Linked DNA regions of Homo sapiens: region 1 is linked to region 2. Evidence: chromatin loops called from intact Hi-C (ENCODE). Cell type or tissue: dorsolateral prefrontal cortex. All regions are shown on one strand. Each heading gives the region's core, and the rest is flanking DNA. Links, peaks and the distances in the headings are about the cores only. Region 1 has its middle 120 kb from the start of LINC02141. Region 2 has its middle 250 kb from the start of LINC02141.

What was found. A loop is a pair of places that touch in the nucleus more often than their neighbours do. Peaks named below come from ENCODE experiments on the same cell type or tissue, not always from the same donor. Only the 100,000 strongest peaks of a DNase experiment are listed, where the experiment ranks them.
Region 1: a loop joins it to region 2, with 5 times the contacts of the local background. A loop is called at or near these places in 2 of 110 quality-filtered maps.

The regions. Positions count from the first base shown.
Region 1 is chr16:59,730,836-59,733,757 of GRCh38, reverse strand. No RefSeq gene overlaps it. Among named protein-coding and RNA genes, the nearest start is that of LINC02141, 120 kb to the left of the region's middle. In dorsolateral prefrontal cortex, for the core only: no CTCF peak of the experiment used is centred there; no DNase peak of the experiment used is centred there.
Region 2 is chr16:59,600,118-59,603,039 of GRCh38, reverse strand. No RefSeq gene overlaps it. Among named protein-coding and RNA genes, the nearest start is that of LINC02141, 250 kb to the left of the region's middle. In dorsolateral prefrontal cortex, for the core only: no CTCF peak of the experiment used is centred there; a DNase peak (open chromatin) is centred at 1,389; H3K27ac peaks cover 329 bases.

The DNA.
Region 1 (2,922 bases), core at 302-2,801, 130 kb before region 2:
CTGATTTTGGTACATTAGTGTTTGCATCCTGAATCTTTGTTGAAGTTGTGTATCAGAACAAGGAGCTTTTGTGCAGAAACTATGGGGTTTTCTAGGCATAGAATCAAATTATCTGCAAATAGGGATAGTTTGACTTTCTTTCTTCTTATTTGAATGCCTTTTATTTCTTTCTTTTCCCTGCTTGCTCTGGCCAGGACTTTCAGTACTATGTTGAATAGGAGGGATGACAGAGAGCATCATTGTCTTGTTCAAGTTTTCATGAGAAATGCTTCCAGCTTTTGCCCATTCAGTATGATGTTGGCTGTGGGTTTGTCACAGTGGCTTTTATTATTTTGAGGTATGTTCCTACAATGCCTAGTTTGTTGAGGATTGTTAACATGAAGAGATATTGGGTTTCATCAAAAGCCTTTTCTGCATCTATTGAGATAATCATATGATTTTTGTTTTTCATTCTGTTTATGTGGTGAATAATAATTTTCATTTATTGATTTCTACATGTTGAACCAATCTTGCATCCCAGGGATAAAGCCTACTTGATCATAGTGGATTAGCTTTTTGATGTGCTGCTGGTTTTCATTTGCTAGCATTTTGTTGAGGATTTTTGCATCTATGTTCATCAAGGATATTAGCCTGAAGTTTTCTTTTTGCATGTGTGTCTCTGCCAGGTTTTGGTATCAGGATGATGCTGGCATCATAATGCGTTAGAAAGGAGTTTTCCCTCCTTAGTTTTTTGGAATAGTTTAAGTAGAGATGGTACCAGCTCTTCTTTATACACCAGGTAAAATTCAGCTCTGAATTCGTCTACTCCTGGGCTTTTTCTTGTTGGTAGGTTTCTTATTACTGATTCCATTTTGGAGCTTATTATTGATCTGTTCAAGGATTCAATTTCTTCCTGATTCAGTCTTGGGAGGTTGTGTGTATCCAGGAATTTAACCATTTCTGCAAGACTTTCTACCTTGTGTGCATAGAGGTGTCCATAGCTATTTCTAAGAGTTTTTTGTATTTCTGTAAAGTGATACTTTCCCCTTTACCATTTCTGATTGTGTTTATTTGGATTATCTCTCTTTTTCCCTTATTTATCTAGCTAGTAGTCGATCATATTTCTTTTTTTCAAAATAACAATTTCTGGATTCATTGATTTTTGTATGTTTTTCACACCTCATTTTCCTTCAGTTCGGCTTTGATTTTGGTTATTTCTTGTCTTCTGATAACTTTGGAATTGATTTGCTTTTGCTTGTCAAGTTCTTCTAATTGTGATTGTAGGTTGTTAACTTCAGATCTTTTCAGCTTTTTGATTTGGACATATAGTGCTATAAAATTCCCTCTTAACACTGCTTTAGCTGTGTCTCATAGATTCTGGTGTGTTGTATCTTTGTTCTCATTACTTTCAAAGAGTTTCTTGATCTCTGCCTCAATTTCATTATTTACTCAAAAGTCATTCAGAAGCAGGTTGTTTGATTTCCATGTAATTGTGTGGTATTGAGTGATTTTCTTAGTATTGATTTATATTTTCATTGCACTGTGGTCCAAGAGTGTGGTTGGTATGATTTTGTATTTTTCAAATTTGCTGAGGTTTGTTTTATGGCCAAGTATGTGGTTAGTTTTAGAGTATGTGCCAAGTGCAGATGAGAATAATGTATATTCTGTTGTTTTGGGGTGAAATTTTCTATAGATTGCTATTACTTCCACTTAGCCATGTATTGAGTTTGGGTCACAATTATCTTTGTTAGTTTTCTGCCTTGATGATCTGTCTAATACTGCCTGTGGGTTGTTGAAATCTCCCATTATTATTGTGTGGTTATCTAAGTCTCTTCATAGGTCTCTAGGAACTTGCTTTATGAATCTGAGTGCTTCTGTTTTGGCTGCATGTATTATTTAGGATAGTTAGGTCTTCTTGTTGAATTCAACCCTTTCCATTATGTAATGCCCTTCTTTGTCTTTTTTTATTTTGTTGGTTTACAGTCTATTTTGTCTGAACTTAAATAGCAACACCTGCTTTTTTTCTGTTTTCCATTTTCTTGGTAGATTTTTATCCATTATCTTTACTTTGAGCCTATGGTGTTATTGCATGTAAGATGGGTCTCTTGAAGACAGCACACCATTGGGCCCAACTTCTTTATCCAACTTGTCACTCTATGCCTTTTACTTGGGGCATTTCACCTGTTTACTTTCAAGGTTAGTATTGATATATGCAGTTTGGTTCTGTCATCATGTTGTTAGGTGGTTATGATGCAGACTTGTTTGTGTGATACCTTTATAGTGTCACTGTTCTGTGTAGTTCAGTGTGTTTTTGTAGTGATAATGGTCTGTCTTTTCTCCCATCCAAGTACTAACCAGGCCCGACCCTGCTTAGCTTCTGAGATCAGAAGAGATCGGCGCGTTCAGGGTGGTATGGCCGTAGACTGGTCTGTCTTTTCTTTCCATGTTTAGCACTCCCATCAGGATCTATTTTAAGGCAGTTCTGGTGGTAACAAAATCTCTTAGCATTTGCTTGTTTGAAAGGATCTAATTTTTCCCTCGCTTATGAAGCTTAGTTTGGCTGGATATGAGATTCTTGATTATAAATTCTTTTCTTTAAGAATGCTGAATATAGACCTCCAATCTCTTCTGCTTGTAGGGTTTCTGCTGAAAATCCCCCTGTTAGCCTGCTGGGGTTCCCTTTGTAGGTGTCCTGCCCCCTCTCTTTAGTTGTCTTTTACATTTTTTTCTTTCATTTCAACCTTGGAGAATCTGATAACTATGTGTTTGGGGGATGGTCTCCTTGTGTAGTATTTTGCAGGAGTTCTCTGCATTTCCTGATTTTGAATGTTTACCTCTCTAGTGAGGTTGGGAAATTTTTCATGGATGATATCCTGCAATATGTTTTCTAAGTTGCTTGCTTTTTCTCCCTGTCTTTCAGGGATGCCAGTGAGTGATAGATCT
Region 2 (2,922 bases), core at 248-2,747:
AAGGAAAAATAAACATTTATTTCCCAAACAAAATGTTCATTTATTTTCTTTTTTTCCAGCCATTTTGCTAATCTATAGTAATGATCAAAGATTCAACAGTGAACTCTTATCCAAACCCTGCCTATTAGTACTACTTAATTTATTACTTAATTAAAGCCTATTCCCTGCTTGCTTTTAGTTGTTAAAGTTTTTCACGATGACTACCCTTTTGCTTTTTTCACTTTTAGCAGCTTTAGAATGTCCACAGTAATTTTACCTCTGTTTTGGATATAAATGGCACAATATCATTAACAGCTAGGATTATAGTGCTTATAATACTGTCAGATTCAGTGGCATGATTTGGTCTGATTTATCTGAATTTCTGGGTGTTCTGAGTTGCTTGCTTGACAAGTGACCCATGTGTGAGCTGTGCTGGATCCTGTTATCTGATAGATGAATTGCTCCTACATTTTGCAATAAACATGCTTCTCTCTTCCTAGAAAGATATATCTTGAAAGTGGCATGGCTTCTACAAAGGACCCATGTGCTCAGGGGATTATACCTTCTGTTTACACAGGAATAAATATGCATTTTATTTATCATCTGCATTTTAAATAAATCATGGGTTCTCAAACAGAATTTGAAGTTTTCATTTTCTACCTAATGTCTGAATTTCCTCTGCTAATTCTCCAGCCAAAGGTCATAAAGCCATCTGTTTGAACACCTTCAGTAATGGGACAGCACCTTTCTTCTTTCAGGAGGCAATCACTTAAGATATTTCTGAAGCTAAAACTATTAGATTGTGATTTTTTAATCAGCCAGAAAGTGCCTTACTGTTTGACTTAGGTTTTCCATTCTTATTTTACACAAAATGAGTCCTACACCTCTATACTTAAATAACTCCTAGTTTCATGACAGGGTCAAGCATGGCCATCACCTAGAAATACCTGCTAAACTGCCCCCCAGTCCCTGGGCAGGTTATGTAGACCCTTCTCAGTGGTACCTAACTGATGATATAGGAGCACAATTTTGCGCTTAGATCATAATTCACTGTAGATGCCATGTCTTATTTAATCATTTGCTTATCAATATAATTCAGATAAATTGTCTTATATAAAAGGCCTAATACTAGGAATTCAAGTATATTAATTCTCTCCTTTGTCAGAAATTTTCCTTTAGCAAGCTCTTATGGTAGCTTAAGAAAAAATAAAACAAAGAAAAATATCCATCATCCTGGTGGGCTGTACCAGTCACCCTTCTGAATCCATCAAGGCTCTGTATCCCCCGATTCTAAGCTCTGTTTGTCTCTGTCTCATATGAATATTTTGTGCACTCAGTGAAAACAATCATTGGCAACTCTAGGCTCCCAGCCTGTGACTTCAGCAAATGCAGTCAGTTCCCTATTGTCTGACTATCACATTTCCTGGAAGAGTCCGAATTGGCCCAGGCATAAGACATGCTGCTACTGGACAGGCCCCAACAGCATGTGTTGAGGAGGAAAAGTCCTCCAAAAAAACAATGCCATCCATGTAGGTCCATTAAAAATGGGTGCAAAATTGTAGCACAAATGAAGAGACAAGAAAAGAATGTCACTTGTGACCTACTTAGTCACCAAATCTGGCTTTGGTTAAGTAGTTGGAAAGGTAAAACTTTCATTTAATTTTCAGAATAGGTGGCAATGGAGAGCAGCTTGACCTTCACAAAGGCCATATTGTATTTCAGTCTCATGTTTGACACTACACAAATCCCATTTCCTGTACCTGAGAGACTTTCTATTCAATAAAGTCAAGGAGCTGATAAAGAGGTGGAATTCAAATAGTGAAGAAGTTGGAAGATCACAATTTAGCAAGATTCCAACTTGCCAAAAATCAAGAGCAGGCAAGTATCAAAGAAGAATCTGAAGATTAATACAGGATTACACTTTAAAGAGGTAAAAAGCACTGCCTCATGTATGGTACTAGGGCACCGCATGGATAATTTCAACTCCTTATTGGAACAAAGTTTATTTCTGCAGAAGGATTTGTAAATGTTCTATATTCCATCACAATAACCCTGTCTTTTACCATATTAAACACTTGATTCTGTTAATTCATAAAAGCTGATTTTGGTTCATATTCCACACTCTATTAAAACACATAAACACAGACTTGAATCTAGGAGAGAAGTACCTCAGATAACTGTCCTTGTCTTAGCAACCACCAGTACCTAATTAATTCAGTGGATGGCCCACAGTAGTTACTCGGTAAACATTACATCAAAACACTGAAAAATCTTGAGCTAGGTGATTTTAAAGGTCTGGCCGTTTTTTGATATGTATGTTTCTACTTGTACCATTTATCAGGTAAATTCATGAAATTTGTACCAGATCTTTTTTACATTTTCATTTATGTTTTGTTTTAGAAATAAAGCACATTTTTCAAAACTGCAAATTGATGAAAGTGTATGTTAATGATGTCCATGTTTAATGTTTCAAAGAATTTTCACATTATGACATTTCCTCTTCAAAGCAATCCTATCCTTATGAACGATACTATTGCCATTTTTTTCAGATGATGGAATGGGTTCATTATAGGGCCTTAGGAAAATTCCTAAATTATTCTGTGTTTCAGTGATTTCTCTGTCCCCCATTTTACTCTCCCATTCTGATTTCTGACTGAGCACAATGTTCAAATGCCTTTTCTGCATAAAATATACAAAAAGATACTGTTGGCAGAAAAAAAAATTTCTGTCTAAAACGTGTGCCAAATATGAACAATAAAAAAGAATGCCTAATTATGTAAAGTTTACTGCTTAATTTAAAAGCCTTTCTATTGTACAGGATCCTTTTAATTACTGCTGTGAACTGCTATCTCCTGTGATCTTTCATGTATACTGCCATCTGTTTTCAAAACATCTTATGATCTTGAAATAACATTGCATACAATCCACAGTTTTTTATTCAGA